2 separate regions of the Mus musculus genome follow, and region 1 is linked to region 2. Evidence: chromatin loops called from intact Hi-C (ENCODE). Cell type or tissue: left cerebral cortex. All regions are shown on one strand. Each heading gives the region's core, and the rest is flanking DNA. Links, peaks and the distances in the headings are about the cores only.

The links. A loop is a pair of places that touch in the nucleus more often than their neighbours do. Peaks named below come from ENCODE experiments on the same cell type or tissue, not always from the same donor. Only the 100,000 strongest peaks of a DNase experiment are listed, where the experiment ranks them.
Region 1: a loop joins it to region 2, with 5 times the contacts of the local background. A loop is called at or near these places in 8 of 42 quality-filtered maps.

Annotation. Positions count from the first base shown.
Region 1 is chr4:28,803,074-28,817,113 of GRCm38, forward strand. It overlaps Epha7 (Eph receptor A7), which reads left to right and starts at 10,058. Exons shown (of 17, transcript NM_010141.4): 1 at 10,058-10,407. The coding sequence starts at 10,311. In left cerebral cortex, for the core only: CTCF peaks have their summits at 11,229 and 11,932; DNase peaks (open chromatin) are centred at 10,776, 11,271, 11,874 and 12,384; H3K4me3 peaks cover 4,000 bases; H3K27ac peaks cover 2,801 bases.
Region 2 is chr4:27,955,480-27,971,332 of GRCm38, forward strand. No RefSeq gene overlaps it. Among named protein-coding and RNA genes, the nearest start is that of n-TIaat2, 59 kb to the left of the region's middle. In left cerebral cortex, for the core only: a CTCF peak has its summit at 9,718; DNase peaks (open chromatin) are centred at 9,738 and 10,211.

The DNA of each region.
Region 1 (14,040 bases), core at 10,041-14,040, 850 kb after region 2:
CATTTAGTAAAGGCCTAAGGAGCAAATATAAGGTGAGGAGTCGACAGCCAATGTAAAATCATAAACAATGTACTGAGCTGAGCTTCACCTAAATTTCGTTATTTTTTTCCCATATACTTGTATATTTCCCATATACTTCAGTGAAGAGATTGAAAATCTAGAAACCAGGATATCTTGGTACACTAGATATTTATAATAAATACAGAAATCTCAACAACTTAGTTATTTAAGATATCCGATTAAAAAAAATGGGGCAAGAAAGACAGAGACATCTCACCAAAGGGTTTGTACAGATGACAAGTTATCAGAGTGAAATTTTTGACCATCATGATACACTGGAGGTATGGGGATTAATATCATAGTAAGAAATCATTGAATACCTAAAGTTGATGGTGAAAAATAAACAGGGATTATAGAATATCTCAACAAAGACACAAAGAAACTGCTTTTGCTGGACAGAACACAATACATGCAAACATTACTTTGGTGATATATTTTTGCTGTGTGACATATTATAAAATATGTTTTTGGGTGTCATTGTAGTTAGCTTTATGTGTCAATTCCATACGGTCACTAGTGAAAAAAGTCTCAACTGAGGGATTACTTAGATTAGACTGGCCTGTGACTATGTCTGTAGGGAATTATTTGATTGTTAATTGATGCAGAAGGGTCCAGTCCACTCTGGGTGGTTCTACTCCCCAGGCACATGATCCAGGGCTCTATAAGAGAACAAACTAAGCATGGTTGGTAGTGAGTCAGGAAGCCATTCCTCAATGATTTCAGCTTCAAGTTCCTGTCCTGACGTCAGTCAATGCTATACCTGGAAGTATAAAACTAACAAACTCTTTCCTTCGTTAAGTTTCCTCTGTTTTAACCACAACAATTGAAAGAAACCCAGAATAGGGATTTATTCCAGAGAAAGAAAAATATATGATCCTATCAAAACCTCTATGTATGAATATTACAGAAGCATTGCATGTAATAGTCACAGTATGGCACACTGAGTTGCAAAACCGAGTTAGAACAGCTGCCTGGAATATATGAGATCTTGAATACACTCCAAACACCAAACTATAGTAAGAGATAAGCAAACTAGTTTATTAAAATAGTTTAAAGGAAACTATTTTAATGTTTTAAATGAGTAAATGAGCAGCCAAGTGTATATTTCAGAGTATAAGTGGGTTAATCTGTTGTGGTCTTTCCTTACAGCACAAAGCCATTCTTCAACTGGAATGAGCTCTCAGTACATTCAACAACTTGTGAGAACCTGAAGAATATTTGAGAAATAAAACCAGCTAATCTTAAATGTTGCACTTTATATTATTTGATTTGCATAGGTATGTATCATTTATTTAATGCACATTTTATTTTTGCAGTTTCTGGGAAAATTGTGGAATTTTTGCAATTTCACAACTCTTTTAAATAAAAGCTATTTTTTTTTAATTTTTCTTAAGTTTCAGGATTTTATTATCATGTTGAGAGCCCAAGCCAAGGCCTCACCTCAGATGAATTAAACAAGGATCCATTGTGGTATCCCATTATCTCCATGGGAAAACTTACCATGTGTTAGTGTTGAACATACCCCACCTGAAAAGTGCTGCTCTCCAATGTAGTCCCCTGGATGTGAGTCCTGGATCAGAGGTCTTTTCATCCCTTTGAAGTAGGTTAGTTATGCACAAGTTCATTCCCCTCTCTTTATGCAAGCCATGCTTTAGAAAGATTTTGGGGATACTCTGACATATATTCTCCAGCAGAGAAAAGCATTAAACATATGTGATCCAGAGAATTAGAAATTGGACTATTTCCATACATTGAAATTACAGTTTTCATATCTTACTCTAGACAAAAAAATAATTATTAAAACATATGCCTATTCATTTATATCTTAACGTGGCAGTGAAGTTTTTATTTGTGCATAAAGTTCACAATGTGTGTATATTGAAGAGTGATGCTCAATAGCAAGTTCCCTAACTCTGAGTACACATTATAATGATTAAATGAATAAGTAAATCAACTGGCTGAAGATGAAGCCTTAAAACGCTTCCTGGAGTATTTCAATGTGCTGCCCATATGAAATCTGAATGCTTTCAACCGGGCTTTCTCTGAGGGCTGCGTTTGGGAAGTGCACCAGGACATTGCTTATGCTTATTCTAGAGGTTTCTAAAGAGCCCCTGCTCTAGGGCTTTTATGAGACTTCTTTTTAAGAACTTGGGTGATAGAGGATAGTTTCCATGAGCTAAGCTCTCTGCCTTTGTTAGCATCCTTCACTTCTAAGCAGACCAGCTCAAGCTGGGATGAGCTGCCTGACTTCATCCTGCCAGGGATTCTTTTTTTTTAATTAATGCACTAAGCATTTATAATGAGAACTTTATCCTGTTTAATTCTCCCATTTCCCTAATAATTATCTTCCCTGTTTTAATATTTATAGCTCTCTTTAAAAATGAATATACATCCTCAGATATATTTTTCCTCTTTTGAATGTTACATATTAGAGACTCTAGTAATCTGTATATTTGAATTGTTATTACTAATGGCACTGCCAAAAATCTTGCCTCTAGATAATCTAAATGGGAGGAAATGTCTTTGCCAAACATTTCGGTAGAAGTAACCTTTAAGAGATAATGATAAATTATGTGGGAAACTAATTGAAAATTATTTATTAATTTATTCAACGACTTAGTATTTAGTGCATATTCAAGCAGTGATGTGGGGACCACTAAACTTAAATTAAAATTCCTCTGTCTTCATGTCAAACCTTCAGGTCAGAGACACAAGAATAGTCTAAGTAAAAGTATTATTGTTGGACCATGAAAACTAGTAAAGAACAAAATGAATAGAGGAGCCCAAGGCAAACTTGAGCAAGCAGAGGCAACTGATAGACCTGACTGGGTAAAGGACAGAGGCACCAATCATAATCTCAAAAGACCGTGGCAAGTCCTGAAAGATCAAAATGCCTAACATTCAAATTCTCCAAGGCCTACCCAACATTATAATCAGGAATGGTTAACCTCCCTGGTGCTGAAATATTTTAAGCTGAAATTCCACAAACTGTAATTCCTACTGGAAGAAACCAACAAAAGGCTCTAGAAGAGGCTTAGAAGGAATCTCCAGAAGCAAATATTGCGATTTCAATTGTGGGCACTGTGCTTGCATCATGTGAAGGAGAATGGATACTTAGAAACTGGTAAGGTGTTGGATTTTTGGAGGTAGTAGTAACACGTGTGTGTGTGTGTGCACTTGTGTGTGTGTGTTTCCAGAAGAGATTAGTGTATAAAAGTAAACTAGGTGGTCTGAGGTGCACCATATCTGACAGAGAGAGAGAGAGAGAGAGAGAGAGAGAGAGAAGGGAAGATAGGGAGGAGGAGGAAGAGAGAGACTTCAAAGCAGTCATGAGAAGGGCCATCTCTTTAAACTTTATCTGTCCCTATGGTGTTCCATTATAATAATCTTTTATATGTGAGTTCAATTTTCTTTAAAGTTTTCATCCCAAGCTTAAATGAGCAGCACTGTCTTTAACAATAGCGTTGCTATAACTTTCATTATTACACCTTTTAAATAATGAAAGAATGAACTGTGTGAAGACTTAGATGTTTGAATTCATCTTATGCATTGTCTTGCTGCATACAAGATTGACTTGGTGTGGAAAAATTGTGAGCTTAGATGAAAATGTTGGAACTTCTTCAGTAAAGAATGTTTTGGTGGTATATTTTCACTCTCAAGAGCTCTGTTCCTTAGGTATCTATGAATGAGGTGGTGATCCAATGCCATTTCTTGGTGGATTTGGTTAAATGGCTTGGGATGTCACATGCAGTGTTTCTGAGAGCTATAGGTGTTATTAAGTTGATGAATACAGTTAACAACCTGAAATGTGTAGAGGAGTCTTAATCCAGCAGCATGGCTCCTCTGATCACATCTAAAGACCTTGTAGGTCTGTTTGATCTGGCTGGAATGAGACTCACCCTTAGACACACCTTTAATCCCAAACAATGAAGGTAGTTGGAAGTACCCATGCTTGAAAGTGATGTCTAATTGAGAGGCTGACAAAATGACGAATCAGAGAAAGATTGGACAAGATAGGATATGCCTAACTCTGTGAGGAAATAGAGGCAATGTAAGAGGGAAAAGTGCAGAGGGAGAGAAGAGAAGGCAGTTTTACCTGGAGAGTTTTACAGAGGCAAGATGAAGGGAGAATGGCAGGTGAAGACAGAATGATCCAGAGAATGAGAAGGATCCAGATGATTAGAACACATTGTCATAGTTAGTATGAGGTCAAGCAGGGCAATACAGGCAGAAGTTAAAAGAAGCCACTTCAAGTCAATTAATGTGGAGAGGAATCTGGGGCCAGAACAAAGGAGTTGACCAACCAGCCTGAGTTCAGAAAGGGGTAGAAAGGCTGAGTTTATTCAGCAGTAAGTTTCAGAGGCTAAAGACATTTTAGGGATTGATAGTACAGAGGCTAGGAGGTCCTGGACAAGGCCTAGATTAGCAGATGGAGGCAGTGAGCCTCAGAACAACTAAATCACACCAATAAAAGATTGCTTAGAGACATGCATTGACAATCTTTACTCTTTGACTTATTTCTGTATGAACACACTTTATAAGGTCACCATTGCTGTATTCTTGGGTTTGCTGTTAATATATTTGGGTACTCGTGCTGTGAACATGTATGTTATTATTGTTTGTTTTATTATATAAAGAATTCTGAAGGGTTTTGTCATGTTTGGTTTGCCAAATAAGTTAAAAAGGGAAGACTAAAAAAAGAAAAGGGTGAAAAGAAGGAAAACAGAAGTAAATAATGGATTAGTAACTCCAAGAACAGGACTCTGTTGTGTTATGGTAACTAAAGAATGCAGTTCCTAAATAAAAAGGATAACAATTCCCTGGCCTCTGATTTCTGGCAACCAAGAGCATCTCTGTGTGGGGAATCAGGGGTCAGATAAGTTGCTAGGTTCTGAGGCCTTGAATCCAAAATGCAGGCCTTTATCCAACAAATTTCAAGCCCAGTCCTGGATTTTTCCTTGCATGAACACATTTCTCAGGTACTTGGGATCATTTTATTCTCCGCCAGACTATTCTGATCTGCCGGCACTTCCAACACTGTTGATATCCAGACACATTTGAGTGAAGATCCTCTCCTTCCAGGGCTGTTTTTGTCTTGTACAAATATGACTGTTTCTTCTCAGAGGGCAAACACTGATCAGGTCAATGCTACTGTGAGGCACAGCCTTCAGCATCACGGAGAAGATCCTGCCAATAGAATTTCAATTTTGCAACTAGGGGGCACCATGCATGCATTTCATTCTTCATAACAGAAACTTTTCTGTACTAAGATGAGATATTCAAGTGCCTAATTATTTAGATCTTTTTACAGGGCCCTTAAGATTAGCCAGCCATTCTTTACTCTTTACTATTCCAGTTGTTGTATTAAATGTGGCATATGCATAGTCTGAGAAGGAGTCTCTGATACATTCTTCAAGTTAGAGAGTTAAACGTTTCTTAAAAGATGAACTCTATTGAGAGACCCAGGCCCAGAACACTCTTTCAAGGGAGGAAAATTTCTAGGTTAAAAGATTTGCAGAGAACTAGGTGGGAAGTAAGGGGAAAAAATGCTACCCACGCCTTCAACCTGAGGCTACAAGTGCTCAGATGCTTACCATTAAAACCATTGAGAGATTTCTGTGAAACATATTTTACCTTTTAAGGCTTCCTTGAGCCTATTCTGTTAACTTGGCATCTGTAAAATTAAGTAGGTTACATAACAATATTTTTTATTAAGGCTTTTGGCAGATGGATACAAATACAAAAAAGAAACCTAAAATTAGCAATAGGGTTTTATTATACATATATATAATAAAATGTATATTTTCCAAGGGTGAAATTGATTGGCTAGGACACCCAGAGGACCTGATGCCCCCTGGTGGTCACCAAATTATCTCTGCTTTCCTTGACAGCTAAATATCTGGATAAAGAGATCATAGATTTTAAGATGGTGAATCATGAACATGTGAAGAAGCATTTGGCATAAGTTAAATTATGTCTTCATATCCACACTGGTGATTTATGGGAAAACAGGAGTGAATACTGGATAGAAAGAGCCTCCCCACATAAAATTACATTTGAAAAAGAATCTTATTCTTAAAAATATTAACAATGTATAAAATGATTTTGAGTAACATGTGACACATTTTTCTTGTCATAATCAGATCTGTTAATATTACTTAAACAATGGTATATTTAAAACATTTTTGAATTCTTTGTGTAATCCGAGCACTACAGTGACACATTAGCAACACTCCAGTAAACGCTTCCTAGTTAATCTATACTAAATGAATTCAATGGTTGCAGTTGAAAATTGTGATTGTAATCTCTTGAGTTTTGCCACTTATCTCATACCCACCCAAGTGAATACCGTGTCGTAAAGATGCAAAGTATACTCTTGATTTTTTGCTAGCTAAGCCTGATGCTGAGAGTACAGGTGAAATTTATTTTTGTGTGTTTTATATTTTCATTAGACTGCATGTAAATGTTTTGTATACAGTACATAAATCATGCTAATGTAAATATATAAATGATTTTCTTAGGCGGTGGAAAAATGTTTACATTTTGATTGAAATGGAAAATGTAGTTTTCAGTATCTATTAACCCAGATACAATGTTTCCTTTTCTTTATCAATTCTTCTACAGGGTAGGGTTTTCAGTTCATTTAAGTAGTCGCTCTTCTGTGATGAACTTGCATTTGGACAGTAAATGCAAAAGAAATGGTTCCAGAGGCAGCTCGGTGACTCACTGTTGTGTGGTCAGTATTTAGCTCGTCGGCCTTGGCATGGTAACATTCCAGAGGGCCAGGTGTTCCCACACATCTACAGATGCAGTTCCTAGATATGCAGAGATAAACCCATTGAGCCACTTTTGCTATTAGAAAATGCATAAGACCTACCCCCTGAAAATACTATAATATATTATAGTATTTAAGAAGAGAAATTCTAAGTATTTCTCATCTTAAAACCCTAAGCTATTTTAGAGGCATAAATACTAAGGTAAATATCAGTATTGTGGAAAGTTAAAAGAAAATAACAGTTGTCTCTCTCTCTCCTAGAATACATGACTTAAATGGTCATTAATTTTTATGTATGTATAATTATGTGTAGACAATTCAGTAAATTATTAGAGAAATGATGCAAACTGAATAACATTTCACAGTGTTTTTGTATTTGAAGACAGGCATTTTTTTTTAAATCTTTCTACTTTATCATAGATGTTTTAAAAAGTGGATTCACAAAAATAAGGTTTTATTATTCATTCCTGTGTATTTAGAACTTGAGATAGACTATTTTTAGTAACAATTCAGAATGAGTAAATAAAGACAATGAGTAAAAAAAAGTTTTTTTAATTTCTGGGTTTTTTTTTTGGTCAAACATGTTAGTTTTATAAATCATTTGTTGTTGCTCAAAAAAAGAACATGTTTTTAATTCACTTTGTATATGTACAACATGAATTTCTAAAATTGGTCAAGAAATAGTTTGTATAAAACATAGGTATCCAACTAAACTTATCCATTTTTAAAAGATGTGAGAAAATGTATTCTGTTATTTTAAAACATGGAATCTTTTGTTACTGTTTAATTTCCATAGCTCTACATAGGAATAGAATTATATGTGCTCTACTATTTATAAAATATACTTTAGTATAACGTGTTAAGACACGCTATTAAACATTAAACTTTGAACATTCTCTTCTTAATTGTCATGCATTTTCATTTCAGTATCCTGTCTTCTTTATCAACATATCTACATAGCACAGAAGAAAGAAGGTTGGTGATCCCAGACATGAACATCTTTGTATTGCTCAGAAGGGGGAATGTCAGCAGCCCAGCACAAGAGCAGCTAATTTGGAACTTACATCTTAAATAAATAAATAAATAAAAAGGGTGTGGCTCTAATTGTGCCTGTGTCTGATGGGAGAAGTAGCACACACTAGCAGGAGTCTCCACACTACTTACCCTCCTCAGGGGAAGAAACAGTACATTCTCTGAAGCCTCCTGGTTAAATGGGGGAAGTATTTGTATTCCTATCACCAAGTAGGAGTCCTTCAGTAGATGAAAGGGGTATTTTAAACCGTTGAAGCTATCTTGGTGGCAATCTAGGATGTTGAGACCTCAGAGAAAATGTCGAAACCTTGGAAAATTTATTTTGACGATTAGAAATTGTTTAATACATATCATCTTGTGATTTTGTGAGTTTTTAAAGCTTAAAGAGTGATTTATATTTTTAATTCTGACTTTGAGCTTCCAACTTTTACCCTGATTGCATCTGTTTGGGTTAATAAGGCTTCGTGTTCTCTGTAACCAGTGTGCTTTGCCTATATTGTTTTGTCTCCTTCCAAGATTAATCTATGAAGCCTTTTCCATTTCTTATGCATCTTTAAAGGGCACTTAAGAGACTTTTAAGCATAATTTCTAAAATATTCAATAGACCTAATGTCTAGCAATACGTAAAATTTAATACATAAACTACAGAAGCGACGTGATTGGAAAAGAAGGAAAACTTCATTTCTTTCTTTGGTATAATTATATTAGGCAAGTTAAACAACAGAAGAAAACCGTAAAAATAGAAAAGAATCTGGGGGCTGTAATCTCTTTTTATCTACACTATCCCTCCTGTACATATCAGAGAGAAACCAGCACACATTTCCAGAGGTCAACCAGGAAGTCCGAGGTTGAACTTTTTGTCCATCAGAAATAAAGGCTGATCATCAATGAGTGTTTATTTTTCTTTCCTTTTCTTTAAAAATATAGAACAATAAAAGGAAAATCCATCTTAAAATATGACGTACTTATCTACTCAGTGTGACCCTTGACATAGATGATTTGGCCATTACATTTTTAAGATTTTCATTTTACAATGTCAACCACCTCTTGCTTGCAAAGTGTGCAAAACTGCCTAATGGAAAACAGATTTCTCCACACACTTTTTTCTTGTAGCTAGGATTGGGTGAATTCAAGTGGAAATGTTGGTTACATTTTTAGTCTTAGCTTTTTTTAGAAAGATAATTACAGAATAATTATGGACTAACTACAGAAAATAGTAAATGTTTGCCCAAGTAGAAGGAATGGCTATGTGAATTTAGTACCTGGCGGCTTTCTTTAGAACTGAATGTTATTTACACAGCGAAATGGGAAACAATTCAAGTAGAGCAACCTATGAAAGACCCCAGAAAATGAGAAGCATGTAAGTAAAAACGACAAGAAACGTTTTCTAAGGTCCTATTTTGCCTGAGAAGAAACTGAAGATAGAAGGAGAGAAGAGGCGAGCATAAAACAAAAGACTTCCTTTCTCCAGCCCCACTTTCCCTGTTTCTTTTGTCATAGGTTGTTGTGAACTCAGGCAAACATTGAAAGGTTTTCTTTTGGGGGGCGGGGGGCACTTTTGATTAATTTTATTTTTCCAGAGATAGGGGAGTAGTAGTTAAACATGCCTCTCGAGTTACAGAACAGAAGTTCAAACTTTTGAAAACAAAAGAGAGGAAAAGAAAAGAAAGAAAGAAAAAAGGCAGAAAACCAAAGTTATCCGACCTGCTGAGGCTGCTAACAAAAAAGTAAAAGGCGTTCTAAAAGCATAGCTCAGTTTCACTGTCCGGGTCGGGGTCGGTGATTGGTAGTTGAGGGAAGGCTTGTTTCGCCTATGCCGTCTAGAAGACGTTGAGCAGCACTGCTATATACAGGAGTGTAAGACGGGAGAGTTATTCTCGGGTTTATTCAGCTCAGTGAAGCTGCAGTAGCTAAAAGCCAAGTGCTCCCGACTGCACGCCGCTGGCCTAACGCGGCTCGTCCCCGCTTTCCCGGCAACCGATCTGGGAGGGAATCCTGGACTCGCAACCCGACTCCGCTCGGCGTTGATTGGCTCCTGCTCAGGACCCCGCCTCCAAGGTAGAGGCGGCCACTTCGTAGGGACCCGCCCCCCGGCCGTGGGAATCGCCGCCTAGCAGGCGGGCTGCGGCTGCCACTCAGTCGGAGTGGCGGAGGCTCTGGGTTCGTAGCCCCGCCTCCTCCCCCCTAATTGATATTATTGGAGTGTGGAGCAAGCGGCCGGTCTGCAGTCGGAGACTTGCAGGCAGCAAACACGGTGCGAACGAACCGGAGGGGGGAGAGAGAAATCAAACAGCTAAGCGTGGAGCAGACGGCCTGGGACCCAGAAGGGGATCGATGCGAGGAGCGCAATAATAACAACAATAATAACCCACTTCGGAGCAAACAGCATCTAAAGAGCTGCGACCCAACTGCAGCCTAAAAAAATCAAACCTGCTCATGCACCATGGTTGTTCAAACTCGGTTCCCTTCGTGGATTATTTTGTGTTACATCTGGCTGCTTGGCTTTGCACACACGGGGGAGGCGCAGGCTGCGAAGGAAGGTAAGGCCAGAGGAAAGCAAAGTTTGTTCTGACTTATTTATTTCGCTGTCTACCTGCACGAGCCGACGGGTCCGCGGCGCTGGCCGCCGCGCCTCCGGCGCCGGGCGACCCTCCCTCGACCCCCCGCCCCCTCCCCGCCCTCAGTTCCAATCGACCAGAGGCGACCGGCCGGGACTAGTCGGGGCCCCGGAGCTCCAAGGGGTGGCCGGGGACTGGCGCGCGCTCTGCAGCCGGGCAGCTCGGGGGGCCATGGTGGCGAGGCTGAAGGGCGAGCGAGCTCCTTTGCATCCGGCATCTCGGGTCTTCAGCTCCAACCGCCGCGTTTGCTCCTTCTCTTGCGGTCGGCCTGCCGTGGACGCCACAGTGAGAGTTGGTTCGAAACCTGGGGAGTGGAGCTCCGCGTCGCCCCCAGCCTCCCCGGAGGAGCCGAGACTTCCGTGGCTGCGAGCGCTCGGGCTCCCGCCGACTCGCTCACTGCGGCGGCGGCGGCGGCGGCGGCGGCAGCGGCGCGGGCCTGCGGTGGGCGCTCGGCTGCCGCTCGAAACAATGCGGCCGCGAGGGGAGGCAGCGCGCGGGGCTCGGGCTCGACCCGCCGCCGGGAGGACTGGCCGCAGCCGGCAGTTTGCACGGAGAGGCCACCGAGTGAGAAGTCTCCCGTCACTTGGCCCAGGTCCGGTACTCCGGGAGTCCAAGTAGCCAGTCCTGGCCTCTGGGGACGAGTTCTGGTACGCGAGGGGAGGCTTCTTTTGACCACAGGATACGCCTGTACGTGGGTATTTTTCCCTGCGTCTCCTTTGAACCATTGGCAAAAGGTAAAATACCTTTTGGTGCCTGTAGTTGGAGCTGGGGAAAAATAAATCCTGTCAAAGGAAGTGTCTTGCTGCTAAGCAGTGTCACAATACCGGTACCTCATCTGACAAGCTTGCGTTTCTAAGGTTGATTTCTTGGATACTTTAGAAGCCTGTTCGGGGGTGTGGAGGGCGAGAGATCTGTTAGATTTAGGTCATAGCAGTACTAAAGGGAGGGGGCATACTGGTCCTCGATTCTTTTATTCCTAAAACTTAAGATTTCACGCGGCTTTTCTTTATTCTCTTCGTCCACCCTTCTTCGTTAACTCAACATCCCCAACCCGGTACAGTACCCTACTTTGGAACAGCCTGACCTTCTGGCCCCACTTTGCACATCTGCAGTCTGTGTTGACGCTGAATCCATTGAGAGAAAAACGTGCCTCTGAGCTGATGGTTATGTCTGCAGGTGGACCAGCATCTGCTACACACACACATACACACACACACACACACACACACACACACACACACACACACATCAAACATACATTTCAAGCCTCTTGACTTTGGTGACCAGAAACCGACACCCTGCCACCTTGTCCCGATTCCTCCGGAATAGCGGGATCTAAGGAAAAGTTTGCCCCGCACGGCGAAGCGGCGCGCGCGAGCTCTGGCAGACTCCAGCAGGAGTTTGAGCTATAAATAACTGCATCACTAGGGGGAGAGGTGCCTGCAGCCAGCAGGCCTCTCTTGCTCTCCTCCTCCGGTGCTACGTGGAGAGGGTTCTGATTCTCGGAGCCTGAGTTCTTTAGATGCAGACAAGATGTTTAAGAGGCAGGTGGTAGGGAACGCGCCCGACTTCTCGGTGGCGACGCTCGGGGCGCTCCGGCGCGCAATCAGGCGGTGGCGTTCCCTGAGCGCTGCTACCCGGAGGTGGCCCGGGGCATCACGGCACCCAAGGAGCTTGGCCAGCAGCGCCGCGAGCAGGTGCGCGGCCTCTAGGGCAGCTGGGGTGGCGACCAACCTCCCGGGTCCCCTTTCCCGGTTCCCTAGCGCGGCAGGAGTGGCCCGGGAACGCTGAGGCTAATTGCGGCCGCTGCTCTCCATCCCGACAGTACAACCGCCGCCGCGCCCTCAGAGGAGGCGCTTCCCGAAAGCCCGTCTGTTCCTCGCGACTCCTGCCCAGGCTGGGCGCCACCCGCTCCCTGGAGTCCCAGGTCTGGAAGTGTAATGGACGCTAGGTTGGCGGGCGCAGCCGTCTGGCTGCCCCGCCCCGCCCCGCCCCGCCCTGATGCTCGGGCAGCGCTGGAGCCTCCAGGCTCACCGCAGAGCCGCGGCTCTGGACTCCCGGTAGCGGCCAGCTGCCCTGTGCCTTCTCCGGGGCGCGCAGTGAGGCTGACTCGGTACGGCAGTCCAGAGGGAAGACGGTCACGGGGCGATTGCATTCAGCACTCCAGAGCTTCCGAAAGCCTCGCCAGCTCGGTGGCCACCTTCTACTTCCTCTTGATTTGCCGGTTTCTTTGCTAAGTTGCCGGCCAGCAGGTAGCCGAGGGGAAAGGCATAGCAGGAGAGGATAATCTCAGGGTTCATTTCATTCTTAAGACTAACCCCAAAAGGTCATGTAGGTTTAAAATCCACTGGTTGTTGTCAATATAAAAGCTCCCCATCCCCCACAATAAATTCCAAAAGAGAGTTCTGTGACTTGAATTTGTTTCCTTGGGCTTCATCCCTTCTCAAGGTATTGTGAAACTATCCTTTCTCAATTGCTCTTCTGAATACACTAATCCAACGACTTACTGGTGTTCCAAGTTAGAACACAAATTGAAAATTTATAAGTGACTTGTATTTTTAATTGAAAGGGAGTCGATCCCTCTCCCCCACCCCCCCGACAATCTTAAATGCACTACACTAAAACCAGACTCCTGTTTTTGTATCTATCTGTTTCCATTTACTGGGGATAACTTTGACTCCTGGAGAAGGAACTGAGCGCATCATCTACTCTTCTTTTGTCTCTCAACACCCGTCTTCTTTACCTTTCAAAGCATAAACCTTTTAAAATTGGAGTCTGAATATGTTTCAATATTAAGAAGTTTATCTGAGTACATATTTTCAAGTCAAAATTTGAACAATTTCCTGGAGGTGACATTAAGCATATGTAAAGAATATTCACGATGATTTCTGGACCAATAGATTATTTGTGAAAATGCTGACAGTCAGGAATATTGTTTTAAAACACCAAAGCTATGTAGCTCTAAAATCAATTCGGTCAGTAAGTATTTTATAAGAATAATTATCTTAGAGTAACATCATGACCAACTGAAAGCATAATGTGTTATAACAGGTAACATTCTAATGAATTATTCCATTAATACAAATAATACTTTAATCACAATTTTCATAAATATTAATTATGTTTTTGGTAGTCTAAAGATGGAATACAACTCCTTGTAAAAGTCAGCTGGGAGCTTAACCCATCTAGAGAATAGCTAGTATGTTGAAAAATGTCCAATTTAAAATTATATATATATATATATACATATATATATATATATAATTTCAAATATATATATATTTGAAAGCTGATGGTTGTCTTGTTTAAAAGCACAGCTTGTAGATAACAGAGACTTGTTCCTCATGGTAGCATTGTTTAACATAGATTTAACATTTCTATATTCATATTGATAGAAGGCAAGGTGCTATGAGGGTTTTCCCCTTTAAATATTAAACCCCAGTTGTCAAGAGACGATAGGAAGTATCGCTGGTAGAATATTGAAAAGTGGAGCCAGGCTGAATAGTAGTGTGGGGATGATATCTTAGTAGGTTCGTGTCTTTAAATGTAGTGAAC
Region 2 (15,853 bases), core at 7,718-11,717:
GAATATTCATCCATAATTTGCTGTATTCTTACATTTTCCTAATTTTATTTGCTGACATATATATCATAATATATTTGCAAAAGTGTAAAATTAAATTTGAAAAAGATTTCACTTATTTAGTACATATTAAGTACCTGTATTGCCTTAGTGGTGTTCATGCAATCTGTATTTCCTTTTCTTTTTCATTATCCTATCCTTACCAAATAATTTGCATTTCTCAGTGTTAGTCAAATATAAACTGTCTCACATTGCTGGTTGTTTTTAGGCTAATTCTGTCAATTTCTTCTTTTTTACTTTTTATATTTTCCTCATATTAAAGTTTTCCTTCTTTGAATTGAAAAGTGCAGGGAAATTTGCATTTGGTTGCAACTATCCTTGCTCTTGTTTTTTTACTCTAATGGACAAGGCTACACTTAAGTAAACTTGTTCATATTCCTTAACATACTAATATATTTGTAATTAAATTTGTTATGTGGATTTGCATTTTAAATTTGCTTTTATCATGGTTTTACTTCTTGTCCTTTCAAACCACCTTTCCCTTTATATGTAGACTGAATGCTACTCTTATGTTTATCATTTTGTCCTCTCATTATCTGAACATGACAATTTTATTATATTATAATAAAAGTGTAATGTTTTAAAATTAACTGCTGTATGTATTTGTGTCTAAGTTATTTTTAGGTCGAACATTAAAACTATACAGTATTTACTAGTATCTAAAAGAAATTGAGTAATTCTGTCTTGAAGCTTCCTTTTATGTTCCTGATTGAAATAGCGAGTTCTTCCTTTGTTGGTTTTAGCTGACAAGTACTTTTTAAATTTTGTTTTGATGTTCATTCATAATAGCAAGGAACAAGAGTCCTGTGTCTATTAACTCTTCTCTTTATTTAGGTAGAGTCACTGTAACAATAACCTTTACATAATATGGCAATAAAGTTACATGAGAACATACTGGTCTAGATTGATAAAATTTGAAATTCAAAGATGGGAATGGCAAATATTCTGCAAGAATATTCATGTGAATGGAAAACAAAATTATTCCAAGATGAAACAACAAAATCTACCCAAAGCTTAATGGAACTATTATCTAAATATTAAAGAAAGGCTGTAGGAACTTCCGGGATCCACATTACATACAGAAATGAAATACAGACCATGAGCATAGTTTGCTTTATCATGTATGTCATTAAGTGCAGACTCATGATGCCATCAAGTTGTACTTCTCCCATTTCTCAGGAATAAATAGCTCACTCTCAGAGTTTTATGTCAGACTTGAATGCTTTTACTTACCCTGTTTAAAAGTAACCATTTATAAAAGTCTAGCTCAAATTTGAAATTTTTTGCTATTGGTAACAATAGCAATCATATATTACAAATTTAAAAGGTCTAGTAGCAAATATTTTCAGAGATTTTAATTAGGAAGAAATTATGTTGAAGGAGAAAGATATGTTGAACTTGATAAAACCATACAATATGTGATACCATGTTAGTACACATAAGATTTCTAAAATTCAGCTAGATGTAAACTTTAGGAATGAAAAAATGTCAAGCATAGGCCACTGATATCTATCTTCTTTAGAACACCATGTGAGAGGGTGTTCTTCTTCCCCTTGCTTTGACTGTATATACCCAAATCACTTACTCAATCACTTTCATTAGAATCTTAGAAATGTACTTCAATGCAGTTGTATAACTATATAGAGAGGATACCAGGTATGGTCATCAACAGAGTTCATGAGTCATACTAGATTTTTTTCTAGTTTTCACTTGTGGGTGAGATTACATGTTTACTTTTCATTTTGTTTCATTTGTAGATTGTTTACCATGGTCTAGATAACTGGTTTCATGTTTAAGGGTACTAGCTGCTCTAGAGAGGACCTGGTTTTGGTGCTATGTCCCCATATGGTACCTTACAACCATCCATAATTATAGTTCCAAGGTATCGACCCAAAGTTGCCATTTTATGGCTTCTGTCGGCATCAGGCACACAGGTGATGTATATATATATATATACCATAAAACTTAAATTGAAAGAATGACTCAAACATATACTATTTATCTTGGTTATGTCCTATTTAACTTATCACACTAAATATTAGAAACTGGGGATAAGGTCTTCAATATTTCTTTTTGTTCTTCTTTTAGTAATTGGAAGTTATTTCATAAATAAAATGCACTTAAGAGATATTGAATGATTAGATAATGAAGTGATCATTTCTTTTCATGTGTGAATTTAAGCAAGTGAAGGAAGAAATTCTGATTAAATTCAAATCAGTCACTGATCATCAGATAAAAGTGCACATAAAGGTGATCAGTGAATTTTGAGGTTGACATGGTATTCTGAAAGTCAGAGTTCAGGATTTCACAGGGATATAATAGCTTCAGGCAGCTTTGGACCCTAAATGTTTCTGATGAGACTATAGACTGACCAATGCAGATCTCAGTAATTTGGTTTACTCCAGACCAAAACCAGAAGGAAAAATCCAGGTGCTCATTTACACTTCATGTTTCTGGCATAATGTGTCACATGACTCAGGAAGAGGAGGAAAAATATACCAAAATGGATAATTTCCTCACAGCCCTTTTCCTATGAGTTGTATGGCTGCTCACATGACACCAGCATCTTGTATCACCAAACTGCAGAGCAATGTAACAATTTATTCTCCCTGAAATTTGGGACTCAGCTACAGTATTATCTTCCATCATAAATGCTACAAAGAATAGTGTATTGCTAAATAAAGAATTTCTAAAATAAATTTCTAAAATAAAGAAAGAAAGAATTTCTAAAACTACTCTTAAAATTCAATGTAGAATGTTTGCAAAATTAAAATGGAATATGTAGTGACAATAGTCACTTATTATTCATTATTAATTTATTAATAAATAATGATTTGGAGAAGTTATTTTAAGCATACATTTTTTGATGATATAAAGAAATACATTATCTAAATTTTGAGCATTTAGCATGCTACAAATAGTTTTTATTTAGTAACTTTACAAATATACATTCAACATAATAGCTTATTTATGCTGTTAAATGTAAAAATGTAAGACAGAAAACACTTTTACAATTTTAATTGTGTATTTTTGCTAGTAGAAATTGCATATAAAAATAAAGAGACATAAAACTGAATAAAATATATATTTGTGTCTATATATAGACACACATTTTCTAGCTATATCATACCTAGAGATATTTTATATTTACCATATATAGATTTAGTATTGATCACCTGATCTTGGATATGAACACAATCCCAATAAGAAAAAAAGATGTGGTCCCTGGAAAAAATTAAATTTTATACTAAACCTCTTTACACCAAACTTGGCAAATCAATAATAAAAAAGTGACCAGTCCCCTTAAAAAAATACAGCAAAACACAAGCAAACAGAAGCCCTTAAAAAGGAAACAAATAAGAGTTAAGGGAAGGACTGAAGATGTTCAAGAGGTTTGCAACCACATAGGAAGAACAATAGTATCAACTAACCTGACGCTTAGAGCTACCAGGGACTAAGCCATCAACCACAGAGCATACATGGGCTGGTCTATGCTTTCACTGCTTCTCCCTTCCTACATATGGAACAGAAGACTGTCTTATGTGGCCTCAGTGGGAGAAGATGGCCCTAATCCTGTAGAGACTCCGTGTCTTTGGGAAGGGGAATTCTGTGTGGGAATCACCCGCTCAGAGGCTAAGGAGAAGGGTATGGATGGAAGAACCCTGGGAAGGGTTCCATTTGTAATGTAATTAAATAAATAAATAATTTTTAAAAAGTGGCCAGTCACAGATATGTCCAATTTTTATACAATGTCTTTTAAATTAGATTAGCTATGTAATTCTTTAGAAATATAAAACAAAATTATTCTGAGAAAAATCACAGCAAATACAAGTAGAACATAAGTACAAATTCTAGTTTAATATTGTACTCCATTTTTTTCTATTTAGTCAAGAAATGTACAGATTTCTCTTTCAATGTCAATAAACCACCTACTGAGTAGGTAAAGAAGACAAAAATGTACTCAAGTCAAAGGAGATACTTCCTTGGAGTAGCTAAGATTGAGCAAAAATCAAATGTGGGCAATTAATGCAAAGAAATAATCCTCTGTGAATGTATACTATTAAATTTTATGCCTATAAATGCAAACAGAAACATAGGATTTAATGTGAAGCAAGAATACATTAGCTGATTAAATTAATACACACCCAATCAAATACAAAGAAAATAGTATATTATAAATCCTAAGAAGTCTCTGATAGAAAGGTTGCTGAAATATGTTAGTAAGTATGGTGCACAAAATGAAATCACGAGGATTTGAGTTGGATACATGCTGCATATAGGCAAAGCCAGTTATGGTTGTGCACACTTACTATTTAGTAGGGCAGAGGCACAAGGATTCGTGGGTCCTGCTAGTCACACAATCTAGCATTACTGTTTAACTATAATACTCAGCCACAGACTCTGTCCAACAACAACAACAACAACAAAAATAAAACAAACAGCCAGACACCAGTGAAAAGATTTTTAGAAAAACATAGGAGGTTGAGTCAAGTGATAGCATATACTCTGACACACACACACACACAGAAAGAGAGAGAGAGAGACAGACAGACAGACACACACACAGACACACAGACAGAAACACACACAGACAGACACATACACAGACATACAGACACACAGACACACACAAAGACAGACACACATATATAGACACACAGACATAGACACAAAAACACAGACACACACACACACACACAAGCACACGTGTGCCTGAGTATGTACTATGATAAGCTATATAGAGATTTTTAAATTATAAGAAAATACACTGAAATAATGTTTAAAAATCTCAGGAAAATTAGTTTAAAAGACTTAGTAGAGTGTAATATTAATAATTAGTTTAATATACTTTAGATGTTATTATACTGTTATAAAATTACAAAGTAATGTGAACAATTAAGAAGAAATAAAATTAGGTTGATAATAGATTAAATAAAGTTGCTATCGCCAGATATCAAGGATACAAAAAGTAAAATTCTACATATTATGATAAACTGATATACTAAAAATCTCACTAACAATACATTCTGTCAGCAATTTTTTATTTATTGACATAAATTATTATTACATTTATAAAATAAATTACCAGAACCTCTTTTAACCATTTTACTCACTTATTGTGTATTCCACACTATGGGATTCATTCCAAAAACATTTTTTCCAAAAACTGTCTGACTCAGACTATCATTAATTTTTTTTTATTGATATGAGCAGAAATGAACCTGAAACTGATATTGTCAATGTGGTTTCTAATGTACACATTATATAACAAAGTCATAAAAGGCAGAAAATAAAGGTGAAATTTTAATTGACTAAAACCATGAGATAAAAAGCATATATCAAAATAAATTATTTTCTTCAAAAACTATGCTGGTGAACTTCCTAACCACACACCCTAAACATAACATAAACAAGGAATGAAATAACATGTGCAGCATCTGCTCTGTTCTGAAATGACCTCTGAACAACGTAGTGCTAGGCATTGGAGCCCCGAGAGCAGGAGCATGCTTTTTCATAATGAATGTGAAGTCATATTTCAAGGGAAAACTATTTTTAATAGAGAGTTACTATTCATAGAAACTAATTATAAGAGAGGATTTTACTAATTTTAAAGGTGTCTGACCAAGGTGAAAAATTAACAATGAATCACATTGCCATGGGCTGATCACTGGAAACACTTGAAGGGGCACTTCATCCTGTGAAGTGGGGGCTATGCTATGCACAGTCACAGCGTCATGCCGAGTATGTATGTGTGTTGAGGATCTAAATTTGTTAAAATGTATGCTTCAACATCTTAAGTTTCAATAAATATTCTTTCCTGTATTTTTAGGCAGTTTACAATACAGTGTAATGGGAAGACTGTGATTTAAATGATTTACTGACAATGAACCATAAATAATGATGCCGATAGCATTGTACATAAAAAAATATAAAATGTTTTATCAATAAAAATAAGTTTTATTTATATTAAATATGTTCTTTTCAAAAACTTCATCAGTAGAAAACACAGCAACATTAGTCTTGCTAATACTTACCCATACACTTCCTGTGAAAATTCAACCCTCCTTTTGTCCTCCTCAAATCAAGTTTCATGTACTTGCTTGACACGATATACCAGTAACAAAACAGGGCATAATTACAGTTTCATGATTTTAAAATGTATCTCATTTATGAAATCAGAAAATTTTATTTCTACATGAGTGTTATGTCTTATGCAATAAGTTTCATATATCCAGCTGAATATATATATTCACACATACACACATACGTGTGTGCGTGCGTGCGTGTGTGTGTGTGTGTGTGTATAATCAAGATATCAAGATAGGTTAAAGGTTTTCCAATTAAAAACAGAAAAGTCCTAAGAATAATTTATGCAACCCCTGTAGAGTGGTAGTAAAGTTTTTTTTCATCATAATCAGCATAGACCTAGAAGAAGGAGGAATAGTTTCTAATGAGATTGAAATTTAGCAATATCTAGTGATCTTTATAAATAACAAATAACTCAACAATTATTAAATATCTCTAATTATATTTATTGAATTCTTAATATTTCTAAAGGAAAGATTGTTAGTTTAAGTATTATAACTAAAATGTCCTCTACATCCACCTAATACTGCCAGATAATTTTTTGTCAGAGTTCTCTCTCTCTCTCTCTCTCTCTCTCTCTGTCTGTCTGTCTGTCTGTCTCTCTCTCTCCTCTCTGTGTCTGCCTCTCTCTTTCTCTCTGTGTGTCTATCTACCTCTCTTTATCTCTCTTATGTGTGCATCTTTAAGTACTTTCTAACAAAGAGAGTTTTCAATTACTAAACAAGAAAAGCATTTGTTATTAAAATATAAAATATGCAAATACATATATAAAATGCATATTTATGTTTCCTCTCCTAAAAGATAAAATAGTGCATTACTAATTTAGTTTGTGGGATCTTGTGACTCTACTTGTCATAACAATGTACCACAGATTTATGAGCTTCATATGCAAATATTTTAATTATTTAATTTACATTTAATAGTACTCTCCAGATTAGTTCTTAAGATAGAACTTGAGGCACTTCTAGTAACATCTTTGTAGCTTTTCCCAGTCCTTAAAAATCATCCTGACATCTTATCTGCTGTTGGCGAGTTTATTTCTATTATACCTCCAGGGAAATACGCTCTTTGAAACAGGCGGTATTTAATGAAATATATATACATATATTTACATATTCATTAAAAAGAAACTGAAGAATATGTAAAAGTATTGCTAATTTATAATCACTCCGAGTAGGATTATTTTGAACATGAAAGAAATTCTCAATTGTTCACAATGCAGAGATCAAAGATAAGGGTTAAACCAGAGAAAGCAAAATGTGGGCTAGCATCTGACACTGAGTCTTGTGTGGGCCGAATGCAGGGCTGTGGGAAGTTACCATGCTTTGTCAGCCAATAGTTACCATTAGAGAATGTCACAAGAATTCAAACTAAGTGTGAGCAGATGGCACAAGGAAGAAAGTATAACTTTTGTGAGTGGTCTCAGTGACCCTGTTAAAGGTAGGAAGCTTATTACAACTGTGGTGACCTTTTACGTGAATGAATAGGAACGCATGGTTTTCAAAATTTTTTTAATGCAATAAAACTACTTCATAAGAGTAAAATAAAAAAATAAATATTGGTGCTGAAAATTATACATGCATATTTAGGAGTGTGAAAACAGATGCCTGTTTAAGTGAGCTGTTTGAGAATGTATTTGCATTTGCATCCCCTTGAACAATTGTATGCATTTTTATACAGGGTTCCATTTATAAAACTAAGTACTATTCCTCTGGTTTTCCTCTACTGTTCATCTATTTATCTTACTTGTACACAAATAGGAGTCCTTTTAGAAATTATACTTATATAGGCAGATAGATGATGAATATGAATGATTTCCAGAACAAACTGAATGTGTGGGTTGAGGACAACCCTGGTGACCTGCAAATGTGGACAAATGTCCTGCTCCACTGGAATGACAACAGATCTTCACAGTCCTGCTGTCAGGATCTTCTCAGATGAGGAGAAGAGATTTTTATCTTTCAAAGTAGATTTTCGTTCATACATACATCACTTGTGACTGACAATGTGAAATAGGTTTTCAGGAATTCGGTGCATATATTTGTAGTTAAAAAAGAATAACACATATTTTCAAACTTTTGAGAGAATTAAACATGGTCATATATGGGAACCACAGGGATACTACTCACTCTATTAAGAATTTTATAATTCTCTTATAAAACTCTAAAAGGAGTTTGAGCATTTGAGTTCAGGGATGGGCTCAAATAAGAAGACTATTTGGAAATAAATGTGTTTTAATGTACTTTAGGTTTTGAAAGAGTGCATGCTAGATAAAGTACAATCTGAAAATGTAGAGCTTCTTATAGCAGTCGCCCATGTATTGACTCCATCCCCAGTATTACTGTTACTGCTTGCCTACTCTTGTCAACTTGTATTCTCTTGCCAATCAATAAATAAAGCATTATGGAAAAATTGGCTCCCGCCTTGATTATACTTCTTCATCTGTCTGGTATATAATTTCTTCTGGTTTGTGATGCGTTGTTTTAAAGTATTGACCACAATCAAATATTGCAACCATGTGAAAACCATGAATTGTGAAATTAAGTTAGTAAATTTAGCTTACTGGAAATTTCATCAAGTGAATTTCTAAGCGTCAGGAGACATGTCAACATCAACTGAATTTGCCATTTGGGAATTTTACTGTCCTTAACAAGTTATCTCAAATCCTAAACCAGTGCAGCACACTCAGGGCCATGGTCCAACTGTCTTTAAGTGCATTTTATTTTCAAAGGCTCATTTTTACATCCAGCATCAAATTTTAACTAAGGCTCTGTGATAAAGAGTAAGAAAATCAGTCTTCAAGGAAATTGAAAGGCAAGAAAAATAAGTATATTTAAACTGTGTATCTTCTAACACCTTTTAGACAACTTGCTATTTTTATATTATGTTTAGGAGCTGGAATAAAGCTAAATGTTTGTTCTGAAAGATGAGAGATCAAAAAGCAATTTCCTTTAAAAAGAAAATTTTGTAATAAAAACCACTTCATAGGAAAGAGACAATTGTCATATCTGGCTTATTTTGACTCAGCAAATTCAGCTTGTTCTCACCTTCATAACACGAGTGTGATGTTTTATTTATATAGTACAGTTTAAAAATGAAACTTAACGGAACATCTAAAATAAAGACAAAACTCTTCTTTGCATGTATTCTTTCAACATCGTCTTCATATTCCTTGATTGTTCAATTAATTATTCCATACACAGAAAATTTTAGTAAAGGTAAGCTTACATTGTGAAAATTATTCTTTTCACTTCCTGTAACTATATTCCTTCCATCCACAGTTTAACACTCTCAAACGTTATTGGCAAGCAGTATTTTTGATAAGAATTAGCACTACGTTGAGCCATCAGTCCTTAGCATATTTCATTTTGGTACTGTTGTTTTCAAAATCAAGGGACTGAATTCAGGCAACATTTTTATTTTGTGATTAAATGAGTGTTGAAATAAACATATTTATATCATCTCCGATGATTTCTTTTTGTAGACAGTATTTATTTTGTGAAATCAAAGTGAAGTGTCATTTTAGTACAGAACTCAGCGAGGACTTGTGGCATTCTTTTACAAGAGTAACTTTAGGGGGCACTGTGCTGCCAGGAGAGAAGAGTGCAAGACCAAGCCACATAGACTTTCTTTCTTTGCATACGAATGTACCACAGTAAGTATTGCAAAGAAATCAAGCCCAAAGTGTTACATATTTCTTACATTTCCTAGATTCACTAAGACACTGACCACCCGTGAAACAAACTTCAATTTATTGAAGAGTATGCTTCCACAATAGACAGTTATTTCTCACTTCTAATGAGAAGGGGAAAGAGAACAGATCCAGGCTGCTCTGGAATTAAGAAACATACCAAACTGCAAACCTCACAAACGAGGAGACTACACCATCCTTGAAAGAGGAAATAATGAAACTGAGTGATTCTGTACAGTAAGAGAGTCAAAATAGAAAAAAAAACAAAACAAGACAAAAACAGAAACAAAAGATAGTTGTCTAAGGGAACAAAGCACCAGGCAGCCAGAATCCCTGACCCACTCTAGTGCCTCGCAGGGGACGCAGAAATGTCAATCACAGCAGCATTAAGACCATTTCACACATGCACACACCTGGAATCCTCATGGCTGGGTTCTGTAAATTCCCGCGGTCAGCTGCATCAGTCACCTGTGAGATCTGATTTACATTCTGACTCCAAAGAATCTATTTTGTTATCTAGTGAGATCAAAGCAAAAGAAGTAGAGTCTACAAGGAAGCCCTTGCCTTTCACAGCCTTCTTCCAAACTGTTTGATGTGAATGAGTTAATTACATTATATGCTATAGACCAAATGGAGGCTTTCTACAATTTAATTATTAATTATAGTATATCAGTTTAATTATATAAATACATATGCTAATACATACATGGAAGTAACAAATTTATTTGGTAACAATTTATAATGTTTTCCTCACTATTAGGAAGCGTTAGGAATATCTCCTCTTTTTTACCATTAGTGCAGATATTTGAGGTTGGGCCTCAATGGTTATGTTTGTATATTACAAGGAGATAAAGCTGGCTCATTCCAAAATTCTGTATTTGATTTCATTTCATTTCCTTCAAAACTATTCATTTGCGGATGAGAGTCACTTGAAAAGAAAATTAAAGATTTTTGAGGAAATCACAATCGTCCAAAGAGACAAACAGAAAGCAGTGAGCTATGTTAAAGTGTAAATTATTAAGAAGGAGGAGTTTTCCTTTGCTGTCAAAAGATATTTAACTGATTTGTTTAGAGGAGGGTGAATTGGATTTAAGTGCAATTTAGTTGATAAGTTCTTGGGGTTCTTGTAACTGTTATTATGGCAATACAAAGAATGTATACACACAAGTAAACAACACACCCCTTCTATCATATTTATCATACAAATTGTCAACAAATTAATGATTCCACCTACTTTAATGAGGTACAGAAAATTGTATGCAATGGTTCAGTTTTTCTTTCTAGTCTGTTTATTGTTGCCCTTGTCAAAACACCGAGGCTTCAAACGCACTTCTTGCTCTACTCAAGTCTGCATTACTCTTTTTATTGAAGAAATTATTTACTTTCTTAATATTTGAGAAAATGTGAAGATTTAATGTCATTTTCGTTTCATTGTCAAAGCTGTTTAGCATTTATGAATACTTGAGTTGTATTTCTGGGCAATTCAATCATTTCAGGGCTTAATCAATAGTGAGAAATAAGAAGTGTAGAAGAAAGAATATCAGATAATCCTAGATCTTATATCTTTATCAGTGTTCACTGGAAGAATTTTAAGAGATTAGTAACAGGCTAAGTGGATTTTGTACTTCCTCCTGTGAAATTTAATAATGGTCTTTAGCTCTAGCGTAAGACTTTGAAGTTTAACTAAATTTATAACAAAATTTCTCACATTTCACAGGACATTTCTCTCATGTACAATATGATATATAATGCATGGATATTTTTCTTTCTTTTTAATTTTTGGAATTTCTCATTTAATAAAGATTGTTAGATTCATGTTATACTACTCAATGGATTTTTTTGGTAATCAGGGAAAATTGTTAATATTTAAAACCTCACATCATAATTTTAATTCTTCATTACACTATTGATCATGGATGCAACCAGAAAATGTTCAGATCATAGTGAATATATTCACCTTCCCTAGTATGATTTTACTTTACATTAATTAATATGGCATATTAGTGGCTGGTTTCATAAACGAGATTTTAAAATAAACTTTTTCATATAAAGGTTTAAATTATTTTTAAATATATAGTTGTGTGGATGTATGAATTTTTTAAAAAAATTAAGCTATAAATCATTTATATCTTTTTATACATCACTATTTTTACTTTGTTATTTATATATGCTTATAGAAAATCTACTGTCTTTCAAATAATATTTTGAGAAATTACATTTGCCTGTAATCCAATTTTTATTTGTATAGAAAGGCATTTCAATGTGGTGAATATTTGTGTGTGTGTGTGTGTGTGTGCGTGAGTGTAAGTGATTCGGAATATTATTATACAATACAAGAAATAGTTTAACTTAGTAATTTTCATCCTCAAGGAAAAGACTTTGTAGAAGCAGCATTTTTATGAAGACATGGAACAGTACTGATACTATCTTAAGAAATAACTGACAACACTTTCCTCATCCATAGTGACTGGGACCTACCTATAACCACACTGAGCCATGTTAGAATTAAAAAAATAATATTTTTACATATGAAAACCAGGCTTGTCTGTTGAAACTATTTTCAAGCCTTTAAGAACTAGTATTTCTCTGTTTTCTTTAAGTGTTAGGTTGTTCAAATTAGAGAAATAAAATACTGACTAGTGTCCACAAACATTATGAATGTATTTTTCCATGTTACTCTAATCACTGGTCCACCCTCTGAGGTCTTTCTCATCACATTGTACAGTGATGCCATAAGCAACAGAACCTTTGGTATTTTGCTAGAATTCTAAGATAATGTTGACCTGGTTACTCAGATGACATAGTTTACTAAATTCTTATTTGATTTCTGTATACCAGATATTTTGTAGACCCGCCAGGAAGGTGACAAAGTCTTGGAGTAAATTTTAAAATCACAAATCAAACCAGCCAGGATAAATGCAAAGGTTTCCGACGCTGAACGTGAACAAGACCTCTCATAGCAAGGGACCTTCCTTATGTCCACTGTTAAAAAAATGTCTTTCTCGTTCTGTCTTTTTCTTCTTCTGTTTTTTTTTTTTATTCTTGATGTCTTTGTCAGTTGTATTTAGATTATCCATCTGATGTTATAATCAACATATTCTGTGTAAATGTCAAGTACACTAAGGAGTCATTAAATGCTTACGATGTTTAATCAAAGAAAATGCCATGCCACCGCCCTTTGACTTGGAGGTACCAGAGAGCAATGTCTGCTTAACTGATGGCTTTTTTAGAAGAGAGAGAAAGGAGTAAGCTTCTTCCAGCCACGTCCATATCTTGCTTGGCCACCCATTGTGTGGACCTTGCTGAGAGCTTGAGACTTTCCAGTTCCCTAATTGAGCTATAATTCCATGGATGCTTTGCTGCTCTGGAGGGAAAGCTGTGGTGGCATTTTTATGGCTGTGCTCACTCAGTTGAAAACCAGAATAAATCACAAAATCGTTTTTGAAATGTTTAAAAGTTGAATTGTATTACTTTAGAGAAAAAGAAAAACTGACTATTGAGAATCAGAAAATTCACCTTTAAATCCTTTATTTCTGTTCCATAACATATATATATAATGAAACATTTTAATAAATAAACACATATTGCATTCGGAGGTTATAGTTTTAAAATGTTATCTGTTTTTTCCTTATTACCTGTAAGCGATTACCACTGGTATTTCAGCTCTTACTGATTGTACTCATTTGTTTGAAGCAATGCTCCAAAAAAATATACAACTTGTTTATAATATTTTTACTTTGGTTCAATATTTTACAAAGCTCAAAACTTTTAAAAATTGTTCACAATAATCTTTATCTGTAAGCATGAAGTATTATTTTAAATCATATCTTGTAAACAGTAATGTAGACTATTAGATATTATAGTTCAAACTACATTGACCATCATTCCTATCTCAGTCCACTCTGCTTTTATACTGAGGAGGCCCTGAGCACTAAGAGGGTGAATGCTAAGATAAAGGTTTATTTATAAGAATTACTTACAAATTATGTTTTACTTGCCCTTAATTTTTTCATTGCTCACTCCTCTAATTTTTGTTTTCAGACAACACTAAACAAATTAATTGTCTAAAAGTCCATATCAATATCTTGCTGGGAAAAAATACTTACATATACAAACTATGCATTTTCTCAATTTTCAGACAGAAAATTCACTTATGTTGCTTTAGTTGATCTTACTATCCTCTAAATTCAGTTGCTTTTAATGCCTCCAGTACACTTGAATTGTGCAATCAGATTTAAGGATGCAAATTATTAGTTAAAACATTTCAATATTCACAATCTTTCATCATTCATACAATTATATTTCATTTAGTTCAAAGATAAATGGTTAGACTTGGAGGTCATTCAGTCTGACATGGAACTTCTACCAACTAGTATCAAACTGTATGTAAAGGGAAAGTCTGGGAAAGTCTGGACTATAGCATTTAGTTTTTAATTTTACTCATGAGCTGATATTGTTTGCCATTCCCTGCTATCTTCCCTTGTGCACGTGTTGATAAAATCTTGGGTTATATGCTTTTCACAGTTTCTCTCAAGAGTATTGATATATTGAACAGACTCCACATTGTTTAAGATCTAAGGTAAGAAAAGATTCTAAGAGAAAGAGCAATCTTTCTTTCATTCCACAAACTCTTTCAAGGTCATTTTGGACCAGGGTAATATGCTAACGTAAGCCTTACTTTGTGCAGTATTATAAGTGTAATAAATATGTCATTATTACATATCACTATTTTAATTTTAAAATCAAGTAAGTTATAGTCAAAGTTATTTCTTTAACTGGATTGCTTGGTTTAAATTCTAACTTTACTCTCCAATTTTAGTGATTATAATTTCCTTTTATATTATTTTTCCATAAGGGTTAATGTGACTATTGATCCTGGCATTTAAGGGAAGTGTAACTCATCAACTACTAACCTATTTGAGTCAGTTTTGTATTGTATATAGAATGTGTACTTTAAAATGCTACTCACACAAGTATGTTCTGTCACCTAAGCTATTGCAAATATTGAGATACAGAAACAAAAATTACCGTTAAGACACAATGACTCCCACAAATGCAAACAGATAATAGGAGTAAAAATCAACTGCAAAAGTTGGTTAGATTGTATTAATCCCTGTAAATCTCCACCATTTCAAAAGCAATTCTGTGAACTAAGAAAGCCTTTGTCTCTCCTGACTGGCTTGAGCTCCCAAAGAGAGGTGTGGTAGCACTGAAAAGCTCTTTACCACAGGGATCCACACAATTAAGAAAAGCTGAGAATGTACAAGTTTGCTAGTTTAGAAATATTAGCTTGCCTCCTACTTAAATCCAAACAAAAGCACACTATGGCTCTGGGTCAACCCAATATAGACAAGACCTGAGCTCTGGTTTGCCCCATGCAAAGAACTATAATGGAGTGGAAGCAGCGGCTACTTAATATAGGACTTAAAATTACCCGTGACTGAAGTGAGCACATCAATCAAAAGTTTTGGCATGTAATGAGTCAGACAAACCAGAGCGGTGAGCTTGAGGGCAGGAAAAGCCTCTGTTCAGTATTCAACAGTTCTCAAATAGCCATGACATCCCTTCGCATACACCACCGACTTCCAGCAGGTGGATTTTTAAGGCATTGTCCTCAGAACACAAAGATGGATCAACTCAGAGCATTTGAGATGGCTTCCTGTTTTGTCTTCTGAAAACTAAGGCTGCAGAAAGCTGTCCACATTCTTAGCATTTTTTGTATTAGTCAACGAGGAAATATATCGCACAGAGGAGAGAGAATTCAATTAGAGCTGAAACAGAAACAGCTTTTGCTGATTGTTCATATTAGACATAAAATGTAGGTAAACATTTAGAAAATATCAGTATGTGTGCAACTTTATTGTTAGACAGTTAATATTCAAAGTCCTACAATATTTGATGGTCATTATCAATTTAAATTAACGTCTTAGCATTTCAAATGCCAGCAATAAGACTGATTACATATTTCTATGTCTGCATGTAATTGTTGCAAAAAATATATCTGAGAGGAATGGAAGC